Regions from separate parts of the Homo sapiens genome. Here region 2 is linked to region 1. Evidence: chromatin loops called from intact Hi-C (ENCODE). Cell type or tissue: MCF 10A. All regions are shown on one strand. Each heading gives the region's core, and the rest is flanking DNA. Links, peaks and the distances in the headings are about the cores only. Region 1 has its middle 250 kb from the start of DISC1-IT1. Region 2 overlaps SIPA1L2 (signal induced proliferation associated 1 like 2).

What was found. Hi-C counts contacts between places; a loop is a spot of excess contacts. Peaks named below come from ENCODE experiments on the same cell type or tissue, not always from the same donor. Only the 100,000 strongest peaks of a DNase experiment are listed, where the experiment ranks them.
Region 2: it touches region 1 in a loop (3-fold over the local background); 2 of 110 quality-filtered maps call a loop at or near these places.

The regions. Positions count from the first base shown.
Region 1 is chr1:232,166,717-232,175,113 of GRCh38, forward strand. No RefSeq gene overlaps it. Among named protein-coding and RNA genes, the nearest start is that of DISC1-IT1, 250 kb to the left of the region's middle. RefSeq lists an enhancer at 154-729. In MCF 10A, for the core only: a CTCF peak has its summit at 4,408; no DNase peak of the experiment used is centred there.
Region 2 is chr1:232,520,128-232,528,524 of GRCh38, forward strand. All of the region lies in intron 2 of SIPA1L2 (signal induced proliferation associated 1 like 2), which reads right to left. Among named protein-coding and RNA genes, the nearest start is that of SIPA1L2, 110 kb to the right of the region's middle. In MCF 10A, for the core only: no CTCF peak of the experiment used is centred there; a DNase peak (open chromatin) is centred at 4,114.

The DNA of each region.
Region 1 (8,397 bases), core at 90-8,089:
GGCAACATCTGAAATAGGTAATGATGAGTTTGTGTTACGTGGGGTTGTTTTAAAATAGAGTGCATTAATGTTTTAAAAAATAAAGTATAGTAAGGCCAACATATCACAAAATGGTTACCATTGAAAAAACAGTGTGTTATTCAGTTCCTGAGAGGCGGCGGGGGGGTACCATGCAGGGTGGGGGATGGAGATATATGGAAACAACAGGGTCAGTCAGGAGACAGAGGGAGGTGGGGAACTGTGGGGAAGAGCTTTTATTTTGATTTCCGCAGGAAGAAACTGGCAAGGTAAGGTAAGCAGGCTTAGGATTGGCTAGTTTGAATGATTTCAGTGGACTCTGGTGCATAAGGGCCGGCCTTACTTGTCTGGCATCTGGCCAAGGCACGAGGATAGTGCCCTAGAGTGTGAGAACCCTGTAGGGGAAGTGGTTGGGAGTATGAGCTCTGGATTGATTGCTTTGCATATGAAAGGTACACTCAGTCTCTCTCTCTCTCTCTCTCTCTCTCTCTGAATTGGTTAACCTGGGAGGGGCGGTCCCTCCAGAGTCAGCAAAGCCCAAAGTTGTTAAAGCATCAAAATACAGAAAATAATAAAACATTATTAAGGCCAGGCATGGTGGCTCATGCCTGTAATACCAGCACTTTGGGAGGCCAAGGTGGGTAGATCACCTGAGGTCAGGAGTTCAAGACCAGCCTGGCCAACATGGCGAAACCCCGTCTCTACTAAAAATACAAAAATTAGCTGGGTGTGGTCGCAGGTGCCTGTAATCCCAGCTACTTCAGAGGCTGACGCAGGAGAATTACTTGAACCCGGGAGGTGGAGGTTGCAGTGATCGTGCCATTGCATTCCAGTCTAGGGGACAAGAGTGAGGCTTTGTCTCAAAAAAAATCCACAAAAACAAAAAAAAAACCAAACGTGATTAATACAGGGAACTCCCCAACTTTTTTTTTTTTTTTTTTTTTTGAGATGGAGTCTTGCTCTGTCACCCAGGCTGGAATGCAGTGGTGAGATCTCGGCTCACTGCAACCTCAGCCTCCCGGATTCAAGTGATTCTCCTGCCTCAGCCTCCCGAATAGCTGGAAATACAGGTGCGCACCAACCACACCCAGCTAATTTTTGTATATTTTTAGTAGAGACGGGGTTTCACCATGTTGGCCAGGATGGTCTCTGTCTCCTGACCTGTGATCTGCCTGCCTCAGCCTCCCAAAGTCCTGGGATTACAGGCGTGAGCCACTGTGCCCGGCCAGGAACTCCCTAACTCTTATAATCTACTTGCTGCTCACACAAATTTGGAGACACAAGTATTGTTTTAATCTCAACAGATGAAAGGCCTCTATGGTCTTTTTGTTTCCAAGGCAGAATAGTTCCCTTGAATATTTAATAGCTTCTGATGGTCTTCTTCCAGCTGGTCCCACACGTGGCAGCCTCACGGAGGGGCTCCCTGAGGCAGGACCCTCATGCCTGCCTTTTCCCTGTGCATCCTCACCACAGCTTCCCTCTTGCAAGTTGATGGTGACTGTCTATGAGCAACTTTAAAAAAAAAAAAAAAAAAAAGGCCTTTGACACGAGCCAAATCACTTTGTTTAACTGAGAAGGTTGACTAGACCTTTCCAGTCTTAACAATTGTTATTTGGGGTCCTGAAGTCCTCAATTTTTCCACCTTTGAGGTCTTTTATTTGTGGACTTTCTCATTTTTTCTATCTCCTCTAAAAAGAAAAAACAGTCAGTTGTTGTCAGAGGTCATCTCTCTTGTGTGATCTGAGAGACCACAGTGAATACCACCTTATCAACTAAGATGGATGCCATGGTTTAGAAGACAAAAGTTACCTGCAGGTCAAGGGTTCAGGGCCCGGCTGGTATGGCGTATTTCTAAATTTCTATGACTACAAGAAAAACCACACTCTCAATACATTCCCTAACAACAGGAGTTATCAGATCCCTCCTAACCCAGCTTTACAACCCAGGCCACTACAACTCTTGGCAGGGGACTGGCCTTACAAACACTCTTTTCTGATAAGCACCTGCAGACTTCATGCCTGTTTCAGCAGCTTATAGAGGCTGCACAGTCTTTGTGTCCTACAGTTCAACTCTTGATGTAAAGGAGCCAAATTCCACTTCATTTTAATGCTAAAACCCTGCCCCAAAGTGAACATGGGATGTATATTACATTTATGTTTACCTATTGTGCATCAGCTTGGCTCCGCTCATAAATATATATAGCTTTTCCCCCAAACCTGCTGAATATGTATGACGGTATTGTGTAATACAGACCCTGTGAGGCATAAAAACCAACCTGCCCCTCCCCTCCTAAAAGAGAGAGCACCTCCAGTTCATACCAGAGATTCTGTCTTCCCAGCTTGTGAACTGATATGGCCGATAAAGCTCCTCTTTCTACTATTAAGCCATCCTGGTGGTCTTTTGGATGACATTTGTATTACCTTATTAAAGGCATCTGTAGATTTAGTTGATCACTTTAGCTCCTACCACCACTTTTCCTGGAGCTATGGGCTTAGGAGGCCTTGAGGGGGTCTCCCTTCTAAGACATTCAAGGTAACAGGTTTGCCACTTATTTGCCATGACTTAACAGGGCTTTCTAGCCATCCAGCCTGCTCGATCTATTTCCCCACACACCTGTCACCCAACCACTAAGCTACTGTCACATATTTAAGTGTTTTTTATGGCAGCACCTCACTTTAAGCCATCAATTTTTGAAAACCTCTGACGGCAGTGCTCGCAGCTGACATAACAGATAAACCTCCACTTTCAGTGGTTTAACACAAAAGAATTTTATTTCTTGTTCATGAAGAACAAATTGGTAATAGAGTGGTGAGGGGGGCTTGCTCTATTCAAACTTTTTCTATCATGGCTTCGTAGGGCCTTGCGGTCCTCTTCTGGGTCCTCTGCCACTGATCAACCAACAGAGAAGGAGGCGCAGAGGGTCCCATGCCTGGCATGTATGGGCAGGCCTAGAGTGGTGGGCTTCACTTCTACTCACATCCCTTTGGCCAAAACTCAGTTGCCTGGCCACATCTCTCTTAAAGCAAACCTGTGAAATGTAGTAGCTGAAAGCCCATTGAGGGACCCAGCAGCCCTGAGTCCCAAAGAGCAATGCATGCAGAGTGGATTCATTCTTCCCTCAAATCTTCACCAACATCAAGTACCATTTAAAATAAAATCTTTGATGCGTTAAAGTGGTATTTCATATGTTTCTATTTGCATTTTCTTTGATTTCTTTATGAGCTTCAACATGTTTTCATCCATTTACTGGTCAGTTTTATGTCTTCATTTATGAGTTACTTGTTTCTGTTTTGTATTCCTTTTTCCACTACGGAATTCTTATTTTATTAATCTATTTATAGGCAGGTTTTGTATATTAAAGATATTAAACTTTGCCTCTAGGAATAAGATTTTCTTTCAGTTCGCTATTTTTTTTTTTCACAGAAACATTTAATTCTCTTGGAATTTATATTGGTACGTGATATAAAGTAGGGAATCTAATTTTTCCCCAAATGCTTAGGCTTTCTCTCCCAAATCTTAGCATCATTTATTGAAAAATTCATTTTGCCCTCAAAAGACTAATTGCTAAATATATGGCTTTCATCACCGAGGACCAAGTGATACAAGCAAACTGATGCAGTCAGCTACCCATGCTGAAATTCTGCCTGAAAACATTCCCTGAAAGCCCTGGTTGACACTGTCATTTTAGATTTCAAAAAATAAGATATTACTGGACAGCACCTGCAATTCTGTTGAGAAGTGATGTCCATGCCCAGATAACCAACCTGGAGCTGCTTAAAGGGGGAGCCCCAGGATACACCCATCATCCACAATCTCTGCTGTGATCCATACTCCAGGCATCATTTCTCAAGCTTGACGCCATCTGCTATGAGTCTCTCAGCTACTGACCAATAGCCCATTTGCTCTTGTACTGCCAGTTTTGGTTTGTTGCTTACTGTTGACTTTCTCATCAAAACCTTCGCTCCCCTTGGTAAGAATTGTATTTTCCCCCCGATTTGTGAATCTTGTTGATTTAGCTTGTCCCCAAGATGTTCCCACTTTGGCCAGATGGCTCTCTTACTCAGTTCTTCCTTCTCCCCTAAAAGGAAGTCGATGACATTTTTTCCACTACTTTCTTCATTTACCCTACTATCAGAACTTCTATGTCATAGGAACAGAGAATGTTAGAGCTTTAAGAGATCTTGGAGACTATAAATTCCTGCCCCTCATTTAGCAGATGGGGAAACTAAGATGACTTAGTTCAGAGCTACAGATGTAATTATTGGTAGAGCCACAATTCATACCTAGACTCTTACCTCTTAGTTCAGCGTTCTTTCTGAATCCCTATCATAATCCATATCCTGAATTGTCTCTTTGGTACAGGAACCTAGCTGAACCAGCAGGAGATGCTGTGTAAACATCTGAGTGCCACTCTTATGACCAAATACTCCTACTTAATGAGAATTGCTCATATAAAGAAGGCAATATGCATTAGAATATAATCAATACATGTATCTAAAAAGGGAAACTACAGTGGCAATACTAGGATTCTCCTCCATGATTACATTATAGATCTTTTAGATCAAGGAGAGACAGTTGGGAAGAAAGGATCAAAATTCAATGCTTATGAAATATAAATGAGATGATTTATAAATTCATTACATGCCATACATGTTGAATATCATTAACATTTTACTTTATCATACAAATAAATGCACCAGCTCAACAATTTATGAACAGAAATCCAATTAGCTTTTCTACCCTCTTACTCGGAACATTATATTAGAAGCCCTTGGGGAATCTTCGTAGATGTGCAAATGAGAAGGTGAAAATTTTTCTTTCTGCTCTGAGGAGCATGTAATCCCAGGCATGTTTCCAGTGGTGGTTTAAGAGAGTCAGCTGGAGGGGGCCATTGGTAAGTGTCATCTGGTGTCACTGCAGACAGCGGTGCAGAGCAAGCTGACATCATAGTACATGCATGTGAGTCCAGGGAGCTACATGTCTCTTTGCTTGAGTGTGTCTCTGACACTCCCATTTTTGGTGTAATGTCGAGCTTCTTTGCTTATAAATATTGTGAATAGGCTGGGCACAGTGGTTCACGCCTGTAATCCAAGCACTTTGGGAGGCCGAAGCTGGCGGATCACAAGGTCAGCAGTTCGAGACCAGCCTGGCCAATGGGGTGAAACCCCGTCTCTACCAAAAATAAAAAAATTAGCCTGGCATGGTGGCGGGCACCTGTAGTCCCAGCTAGTTGGGAGGCTGAGGCAGGAGAATCACTTGAACCCTGGAGGCGGAGGTTGCAGTGAGCCGAGATCATGCCAGTGCACTCCAGCCTGGGTGACAGAGTGAGACTCTGTCTCAGAAAAAAAAAAAAAAAAATTGTGAATATATTTTCTGAATCGTGGTCAGGGTATATTATACAAAAGCTTCCTTGGTTTCATACCATTGGCCACTATTAAGATGTAGGGTTTTAGAAGTCGTGATGACCAGCATGGAGGGCATATGTAAGTAGGTGAGAAAGAGTCAGAAGACATTCGCGACAATGGCCAACATCGTTGAGGGTGGTTTTTCATAGAAGCCCACAAGAAATAACATGCAGGGGAAGTAATTTAACTTAGTAGGAAGAAAATATCTCTCAAGGGCCCAGAGACTAGGTCCAGAGAAAAGCTGAAGAGTGTTGCCAGGATATTAGCATTAAGTCAAAAGAGAAACAAAAAAGGAACTATCTAAGAATGGAACCAGCGATTTCTCTCTTTTCCTCTGCTGACTTCGTGATTGTCACATAGTATTTTCTCTAAATTAAACATCTGAGTTCTATGTTAAAAGCGTTCCTAAAACACTTTCTTATATGGTAGTTATAGCCGGTCCAGAAATTACAGATGTAATTTTCTCACATTTTTAAGACTAGAAGTTCTTGGACTTGCTCATAAAGACAGCATCAGAATATAGTAACGATCAATGACCTACAGATACAGTCAGCCCAGATAATAAATAACCAGGCTAAAAGAGTCTGAAAGCTGCTGCTCAGGAAGCTGGGCAGGAAATTGCAGTCGGAGGTTACAGTCCTCCCTTTTTTCAACCAAGCTGAACCAGCAACATTTCCACGTGAAACAGGTCTGCTCAAGTCTCCCTGGTCCCAGACAATATCAGAAGCAAAATAAGAAACACAATTTGTAGAGAAGGAAATGTAACAAAAAGATTCAGTTTCCAGAAGGTGCTATTTCTTTGGAAGGTGCTACCATGGGGAGCAATATAGCTATGTTGGCATGACATGGGCCCATGGGGAGCATCCTGCCTATGGAAGGTTGATGGGCTAAGTACACTGGCCTCAGTAGGACTTGGGTTGTTCATGGCTCCAGGTTGCAACAGGAATAAAAAATGCTGGATTTAGTATATGTGGCTATTACATATGCATAAGTAATATTACATATTACTCGTGCGTATAAAGTACACAATTTGCATGATCAAGTAAACTTTATCAAAGATAACAGATAGACTAAAGATTCAAAATTCAGAGATGATTAATCATTTCATAAAGAGCTCTCATTTTTCAATAGGTGTCATTACAGGCTTTCTTTAAATAGCAGTATCCCTTTGTGCATTTAAAAATGGTATCCGTGTATATTTATTTATTTATTTATTTATTAACATTTACATTTATCTTTTTTTTTTTTTTTTTTTTTTTTTTTTTTTTTTTTTTTTTTTTTACTTTTAGAGACAGGGTCTCACTCTGTTACTCAGGCTGAAGTATATTGGTGCAATCATAGCTCACTGCAGCCTCAAACTCCTGGGCTCAAGCAATCCTACCACCTCAGCCTCCCGAGTAGCTAGGACTACAGACATGTGCCACCACACCTGGCTGATTTTTTCACATTTTTTGTAGAGACAAGGTCTTGCTATGTTGCCCAAGCTGGTCTGGTGTAACTCCTGAACCTCAAGAGATCCTCCTGCCTCAGCCTCCCAAAGTGCTGGGATTACAGGCATGAGCCACTATGCTTGGCCACATTTATATTTATCAACAACCTTTCAAGAGTACATCTATTACATATAATAATTTTCATCAGTAAATAACCTCCAGTGTGTATATAGTTTTACATGCACACCCAATTATGTTTTAGCAAAATTAATTCCATAATGTATAACCAAATAAATGTATTACCTCACCCAGTAATTTTTAGTGATAATATGTAGGGATTTATACAAATGAGATTATCTCACTGCCACCTCCTCCCCTTGTAAGATCAGTAATGAGATCATTGCAATATACAGTAGGATTTAATAGAGATATTAAGTCAGACTTCTTTGTGTTCCTAATATATGTACATGTGGCCCTTGGCTAGAATGCCACAACCCTTGCCCTGGGTCGAGCCCTAAGTAATGCTATCATCTGGGTAGGATCAACCCAACTCATAAGCAACTGTCTCTAATGTGACTTAAGAGCTTATCAACAGGCTCACAGTTCCTAAACCATCTCCGTTACCTTGCCATAGACTCTGAACTACCACCATGAATTATTTCTCTAGATTAAGACTTTATCACGTCAGAGCCTTGCTAACACTGGCACATTACCCCATTCACTGTTTAGCATAATTCAGTTTGCATTCCATAGCAAGCTTGGCCCTAAGAGGGTAAGATGGGAGAAAGGCTCATCCCAGAGTGCTGGGCAGGGATATGAAGGGGAGACCTGAGGAAGGGAAAGGTGTGGGAGGGAATGGTTGGATAAAGCAGAACAACACATGCGCTTGCGTAAAGAGGAGAAAAGCGGGAACCAAAAGGAGGCAGGAAACAGAAGCTATGCAAATCCCTGACTTGGAACAGGTCCAGGTCCTCGGCAGTGGCTGTCAATGGTGGGTATACCTTTAATGGCATGGATGCAGAAACTGTTACGGGATCCTTCTGATCACACTGTTCTGTGAATTGTTCAGATAGAGATACACTTAAAATGCAAACAGATATAGTTACCAGCATTTGTCTTCACTAGTTTGGTCTTTTTGGCAGGGGAAGGGGAGATGAAGCCACTTTTAAAAAGTGGCTTTTAAAAAGTTGATTCAAATAAATACAATGATTGTTTAGCCTTTTCAGCATTGACACGACCCTCACTGCGTGTGTCCTGATCTTCCCCAGTAATTGATATCAAACTGAACAAGTGGGATCACTATTTCTTTTGACCCCCTCCTTTTCTCTCCTTTTAATGTTTCCACCAAAAATACTGGGCATCTTCTTTCAGAACCATCTCTAACTTTATTTATTTAAAATAACAATAATAGCTCCATGATGCCGTTTTCAGACACTATTCTAAATGTACAGTAGATCCTAATCAATTCCTCATATCCCCCAAGGGGCATGTCTACACCTGTTCAGGGTGGCACTTAGATGTTCCGAGGGGTCGTGCTTCTGCTT
Region 2 (8,397 bases), core at 172-8,171, 350 kb after region 1:
GTCTACATACAGTTTTCTTTCTGTTCTTTAAGCTAATTTTTACTGTGAGGGGCACTGGTCTTCTCCCCATAGTTTCCAATTATTCTTGCATTTCATAAAATTCTATGGCTTTGCTCCCCAGTAAAAATAAATAATTATCACCAACATTCTGCAAGCACTTTAAAAACCCAGACAGAAACCCCACAGGTAGTGGGGTGCCCCCAAGTGAGGAAGGGCTAGGGAAGGCCACCGACCAAAATTGAAGAATTTTAGAGCATGAAGGAGCTGTTCTCATGCTAACTGTCTTGGTAATAATTTTAAAGGGATAGAAAAGAAATGGAGAGCATTTGATATTTAAGCATAATTGTCTTTAAATAAGATGTTTTTCGACGTTTTCCATGAGACATCAGTGAGTCTTTAAGACCAATATTAGAGTTCTAATTGAGCCACTTATCAGGAATGCAGCTGTAGCAAATGGATTGAAAACCACAAAATGCACAAATTACGAGCCCCATTCAAGGGAAAAAATGGTTAAAATTATATAGCAGATTTATAATACAAGTATAACTATAGTAAAAAAAATGCTTATTTTTCATGCCAGTATCCCAACAGCTCTAATACTAATATGGATAATAGGACAGGGAATAAAAGGAAGAACAAACTGATCCCACTTTTACCCTCTCTCTGTGGCCAAGAAGACAATCAATGAGCTGAGGTGCTGCTCGCACTTGAGGTCTGATCACCTAAAATGCATTTACCAAAAACTAAGCCTGGTATTAAGTGAAATTATAACCAAATGGCTATAAAACAACCCATTAACTCACATTCCTATTACAGTAGAATACGAAAATCAAAGCTATAAGACAATTTGATAAGTAGCTACTATTAAATAATAATGGTAATAAATTGATATACAAGTTCAATAATATTTTTGCCTGGTAAGTTTTTGATAGATCTGAACATGAAAATAAGTTCTTAAACATTTATCTTGAATTAAACACTGGGGTGGTACCAGAGATAAATATTTTTGAACATGAGAACATAAAAACCAGCAGAATTCTCCTCTTTGGGGTTTTATAACATAGGGGTAACCTATGATCTGCGAAGGGGAATAAAATCTTTTCTTGCTGGAAAGTTCACACTGGTGTTAGGCCAACTAATTTTTAAAGTACTCCACGTGCTATTTGGAGGAATTTCTCAAGTGACATCCCAGAAAAGCTGATCTCCTTGATGTAGTTAAGAATTTTTTCATTGGAGTAAAGCAGGACCTCAATAAAGAAACCCTGAAGGATTTAGTCTCCACAAGAAACCCATATTATGAGTTTCCTTTATACTGATTTGTACTTCATAGTGAAGGAAAGGGCCCAATCAAAGGTTTGTTAAATGGAGCTCTTGGGTGACTCTGTAAGTAAAGCAGCTTGGTAAACTCCATCTGGGTGGGGTCCTGGTCTGTCACAGTCACTGCTTCTACTCCCAGTCATGCCTGACACTCGGTTGACAATCATCACTAACCTATATCCATCCATTTAAATTGAAATGACTGCAGACCAAAGTATCCCAAAGTCCTGAGTCGACACAGTATCATAACACATGCTTGGAGCACACTGATTCTCATTTGTCTCTTTTGGTCTGCTGGCTGGCTCCTCCTCCTCCTCAGGTTGTCTTTAAATGCTGATGTTTTTCAGGGTTTACCCTAGCCTGCCTTCTCTTTTAATTTTATACATTCCCTTGTGCCAACCTCATAGTCTCATATGCCATCTCTATGCTGATGACTCATAAATCCTTATCCACAAGTCCAAAGATGTCTCACAGTTGCAGGAAGATAGTCTAGGTCCTCCTGCCTACCCCTCCCTGCACCCAAATCTGTTCCTCCTCTGCCCAGCTCAGGGAAAGGCACCACCAACCACTCAGGTGCCCAACCCAAACACCCAGTGCTCATCCTGCCTTCCCTTCACAGCCCACATTCAATCCTGCCCATTTTACCTTCCAAATACTCCTCAAATCCATGTCAATTTCTTCATCTTGACTGCCACGACCAGAGTTAGAACCACTATCATAGTTCTCCTAGATTATAATGAAACCCTTCAACAGTTCCTTATTTCCCTCTGAATAAAGCTGCTTGCTTTAAGGCAGCACAAGCCACTCATGATTTGGTCCATGAGTTCCAGCCCCTTGTGCAGCTGCTGGATTTCCACCCTCCATGCTCCCATGTGTTGACCTTCATGTTCTTATCCTTTGTACATGCACTACCTCTGCCCACATCTCTTCAAGATGTATTTATTTCCTGCCTTACTAAGAGGTGTTATCCATCACACCTCAGTTCACGTATCATGTTTTTAAAAAGCCTTCTCAAACCTTAAGGTTGGGTCTAAGTGGCCCCCATAGCATTGTGCCTTTTTTTTTTTTTTACTCTAAGTTACACCAGACTATTCTATACCAGTTTATTGTTTGCTGCTATCCTCTTCTAAACTCTAAGCATGGGGAAGACATAGACATGTCCTGGCATATGGACCCTCGGCAAATATCCAGCTCTACTATATGCTGCTGAGATGATGGTAAAGCCATCTGTAATCTCTGAGCCTCAGTTTCCTATCTGTAAAGTGGGAATAATTTTATCTATTTCAAAGGATTATTCTAAAGATTCAATGGGATCTAAAGCCGTGAAATAGCTGAAAATGTAATATATGAGTGTATATTTATTGACAAACATACTGATTTGAAATTAAGCAAATGAATGAAACCCATAACTATTCCAAAGGAACCCAGTAAAGGAAATAGTCAGGTTTACAAAGTATAGGATGACTGCTCACTGATTTACACACAAAGAATAAGAGAACACAAACCAGTAACTGACTGCAGTGTTTAAGCTGATTCTCCAAGAGGCAAAGAAAAGCTTTTAGAAGCTGAGTGAGTTGCCCAAAACAATCTCCAGGGAAGCACTATTCTCTTCCCAACTACAACTTACATTTGAAATTATTTGAGAGACTTTATACTGTATTAGAATATGGCTTTTGTAAAGTTTTAAACTTCCTGTATGTCAATAAGGAACAAGAACCAATTTCTGGTAGTAAACTGCTACCCTGCCCATCATTCTGTAAGTCAAAAATAGAATAAACAAAGGGCTGTTTTGTTAAATAGATAATTTTGATCATGGAGTTTTTTGAAGGAGACAGAAGAACAGCTGTGAGTATTGACTGCTTCCCATTAAATCTTTTTAAATCAGAAAGAGATAAAAAGAGATAGCCCTCACCTCCTTCTCTCAGGAGGTTATTAGTTAATACATCTTTTCAGCAATGTGACCCCTGAATTACAGATGGCACAGCAGGAAATCAGTCATTCCAATTAATAATTTAAGCAGAGGCATTTATGTCTGAGGAAAACACAGCAAAAGGAGAAAAGAATTTCTACTTAATGTCAACCAATATAGACTGTACTTATTAATTTCATTTAGAAATCATAAAAAATAATCTGTCCTATTCTTTAAATGAATGTTTAGTGACAGTGGGTAGCAAAGAAGAGAACATGAGCATTTTATAAGAAAACTGGCAGGCTGGAGCTTTAAAAAAAATACAATCCTTCCGGAAAACATTCTGTTCTCACTAATATTATTTTCCATTGAATCCACAGTGAAAACTCTTGCAAAGTATCTGTATTATGGTGTTCAACAAAACTAACATCAATCAATATTGTTAAAAATTGAACTAAACTGTGCAAAGCGTGTCCCATCACTGTATTCTTTATTAAAATGCAACAAATAAACACAAAGCCTTCAAATCTGAAGATGCTTCCTTTCAACTTGGCATAAAGGACATGAAAAGAAAATCCTGCCAATCCATACAACAGTCCAGTATTTGATTTTTTAAAAACAGTAATTTTAGCAGCAAATACACAACAAACTCCATTCACTACTCACACACACTGAAAGCCATCTTTGCACTGTTCCCATATTTACTTGAGTTATAAGATACTGAGTTTTGCTGAACAGTTTTATGTGGTTTATTGTCTGATATAAAAAAACCCTCTTGTTACTTCAGTAAATCAACGTATTCAGTTCTACCAGGGCACTGTACTGGATGCTGTGGGTGGGAAGAGTATGAAAGATGAATGAAAGAGCTTCCTAATCTTCAGGAAGCTTAGCTGGGTAAGACATGCACATGAATAATGAGTCATAGAAGAAATGAAGTTAAAACAATAGTATACCACTTCTGACCAAGCAAGTTACAAAAGTCCATGAGTGTGTCACACATGCATGTCACACACACAAACACACTCCCCATGCCGGTGAGGGTCTGGGGGATGCATGTCCCACATGCTACAGACAGATGCAAACTGGCAGCTCTCTTTGAACACCAATAAGGTAATATATATTAAGTCCTATAAAATGTTCAAATACTCTACATCTGAAAAATCTACCCAAGAAAATAAGAGACTTATAATAAGAAAATTAAAAACTTATATAGAAAAATATTCATCCAAAACTACAAGAATGAAAAATCAGAAACAGTCTTAACAGTCAGTGATCAGGGATAAACATAGTACATATATAAAATAAATAACTACACAATCCCAATTTTTTAAGAATATGCATCAACTTGAGGATTTATAATATAATATTATGTGTAAACAGCCATATACAGAAAGGTTTATATAAGGCATGAAACAAAGTATGTTAAAAATCTATATACATAAAAATACAGGAAAGAAACACCCCCATATTATGATAGTGGTTAGCTCTTACAAGTAGCCTTATGCATGCTTTCTGCTTTCTTCCTTGTATTTTTCTAATGTGTCCAAATTATGTAACTGTATATGTATGCTAACTTACATATATACAAATAAACTTTAAATTCAATAAATATAACATTTTTTTAAGATCCTTCATAAAACCAATGGATGTTTAAATTACACAGAACATATAATATTCTTCCTTGTATAAAAAGAGGACTGTTAGCTGCTGCTTCTCCCTTTTAAAGTCCCACACTAAGATAAAGAAGAAAATGGATATTAACATTGAATGAACAATACCTACTGTTGATTAATTTAACGTTTTTTTTTTATGGCAGGTATTTACAAAAATACTGCCCTTTATTCCTATGCAACAGAAATTTTTGTTAGAATAATAATAGCTTTTTTTTTTTTTTTTTTTGGAGACGGAGTCTTGCTCTGTCGCCCAGGCTGGAGTGCAGTGGCGCAATCTTGGCTCATGGCAACCTCCACCTCCCTGGTTCAAGCAATTCCTCTGCCTCAGCCTCCTGAGTAGCTGGGATTACAGGCACCCGCCACCAAGCCTGGCTATTTTTTTTTTTTTTTTTTTTTTTTTTGTATTTCTAGTAGAGACGGGGTTTCACCATGTTGTTCAGACTGGTCTGGAACTTCTGACCTCAGGCAATCTGCCCGCCTTGGCCTCCCAAAGTGCTGGGATTACAGGCATGAGTCAACACACCCGGCCAATAATATTTTATACTCAAATATATTTTCACAGGCCTTACACCCCACGAGACGCTTGGTGCACTGCAAGGCTGCTCATGTCGTAGACAGCACAAAAGATTAAGAATTAAGAGCTTTGCATCACATCTCTGGAGACATGACTGGGACCCTCAGCAGGCCACTTACTTCAGTTTCATCTGCACAATGGGGATCATGTCTGCTTAGCACACTTAGATAACTGTTGTGGGACCAGTGAGGAAGCACACATAAGTACTCCAGAAGATTTAACACCACAGATGCAAACTATGAGTCTAATCACCACCTGACACCTGAGCAAGCAGACGCCTGGATAGGCAGGGTGGAGCGATTTACTCCCGTGCATATGTCCAGTCCTTAGCTAGTGTTCTTTCCATCTCACTGAGGAATAACTTGTGCCCAATTAAAAACAGCTTTGAGGAGCCAAGAGAGGAAGGCAAATCAGGAAGTGGGATAGACCAAGCTGCTGGCAAAACTGCAACTGAGGAAATCAGTATTATCTACATAAAAGGTTGCCCTTAGGTTCTAGACCAATATTCCACTTCCTAACCTCTCTGAGAAGTGCCTAAGACTCTCCTAGTCCCTGTAGTGCCAATACTGAACGCCAGTTAAAGTGGACTGTGCTGCAGGAAAACACAGACCCGGCCTCCCCAGGCCTGTATCTGTCATCCTACCAGGGACCCTGGTGCTTGGCAGCATCTGAGTCTAACTCCTCAAAAAGCAGGCCAGATGGTGTGTACACCTCTCATGGGATCCCCTAACCCAGCGGTCCCCAACATTTTTGGCACCAGGAACCGTTTTCGTGGAAGACAATTTTTTCACACACTGGAGTGGGGTGGGTAGGGTGGGTGGCTTGGGATGAAGCTGTTCCACTTCAGATCATGAGACATTAGAGTGCTCAACCTAAATGTATGTGAAGCTCACAGTAGGGTTTGCACTCCTATGAGAATCTAATGCTGCAGTTGATCTGGCAGGAGGCGGAGCTCAGGCAGTAATGCTCGCCTGCTGCTCGCCTCCTTCTGTGCAGCCCGGTTCCTAACAGGCCATGGGCCCCTGCCGTAACCCACTGCTTGAGAGTTCTTCCAACTCCAGAATCTATATACCGTAGGCCTGTGACACATGCCCTGCCCTGAGTTGATAACCCTAAAATTAGACTTATTCTCCAAGGTGGGCCTAGGCAGCAAGTCACTCATCTGAGACTGTGCCCCCCTGACCGGTATCTGAGACAGGGAGGCCAGGGCTGTGGATTTTTACATCCTCTCACTGCAGATGTCCCTGCCCACATCAAGACTGTGCCCAAGGACTCTTCCCTCCCAGACTGAAGTGTCCTGCTAAGGGGTCAGTACAGTCCTCTTCTGAGGGGGCCTCCCCAAAGCTTCCCATACCGCCGTCTTCTTGGGGGCCTGACAGAATAAAGACAAAGTACCAGAGTGTCAGTCCAACTACTCAGGAACTGTCACCAAAATAAAGCAATTCCACACGGACAGACCAGCAGAATGATCTGGTGGGTGAAGAAAAATATTAAAAATACTGGCTCCACTGTGTCAAGTCTAAATTCTATGTCCCTCTGCTGCAATAAACTTGTCCTAAAATAAAACAAGAAACTTTGTGGTACAACTTCCAAGGTCACTAAATTAAAAAGCAGAAAAGAGGACAGGAGCAGAAAGGGCTCCATACTTTTTAATTGTCTGGTTTGACTCATAATTGTCCCAGCTTTGTTGGCCAGCTCATTGGATTCTTCAGAAAACAAAGTTTCCTGGAAACTCAAATCCAGGAGTAATGCTAGGATCAATCCTCAAGAAATGTTTTCCCATAATGTACTTCTTTAGGTTTTGCTTCCAGAGGGATACCATTTTAATTCACTAGGCACAGGGAGCAAATTCCAGGGCACTGAGGGGAAGACTCTTCTTTAAACATACTGGATTTGGAATGTTTCAAGTATGAACTGAGTGCTAAATATGAAAAGGAAACTTAAACCACTTTTAATTACAGATGCCCACTAATTAATTTGGCTTGATTATTTTTAAGAAGTTCATAACACTAAAGATCTTTACCTGAAGAAAAAAAGGAAAAAAGAATGACCACTTAATATGATATACAGCATTTTCTAAAATAACAAGAACACCAAAAACCCCATTTAATTCTTCTTCTTCTTCTTTTTTTTTTTTTTTTTTTTTTTTGAGACAGGGTCTCACTCTGTTGCCCAGGTGGGGGTGCAGAGGTGCAATCAATAGCTTACTGCAGCTCAAACTCCTGGACTCAAGCGATCCTCCCACTTCACTCTCCCAAGCAGCTGGTATTACAAGTATGTACCACCATGCCCAGATAATTTTTTAATTAAAAATCCCATTTTCTTATTAAAAATATGATCATGGGAAATTACTGCTTTCTTTGCATTTCCAAGTTAATGAATAAGAGTTGGATGCAGAAACTGTGGTTATCACAACTCTGAGACAAACAGAACACCCAACAGTGAAAACTGATCTCTTGTTAGCAAGTAAGCAAGTTTTATATATATATATATATATATATAATCAACTTTCTAAAAACCACAGGTAGACCCAAAGAACTTGTCTGAATATTTAATTATAAAATGTTAGTATTAACATAATTACATTTATTGAAGGATTTACTATTCCCCAAACCCTTGTAGGTTCATTCGATCCATAAAAAATCTCCGAAGAGACAAGAAAGAGACACTTCTCTCCATTAAACAGACAAGGAAAAAGTCTTAGGGCAGGAAAGTAAGCATTTGCCTGCAGTCAAATGACTGTGTTTCCAGAGAATCAGAACTAGAATCCAAGTTGCTTCATTTTTTTCTACTGTCGCAGGTTCTCAAATTTACACACAGCTTTTTAAAAATTAGAAATAAAAACAAAACACAAACATTACTGGCTTCATCTGTTCAAAAGAACCCAACCTAACCCAAATTTATTAACTTATAGACAAATTCAT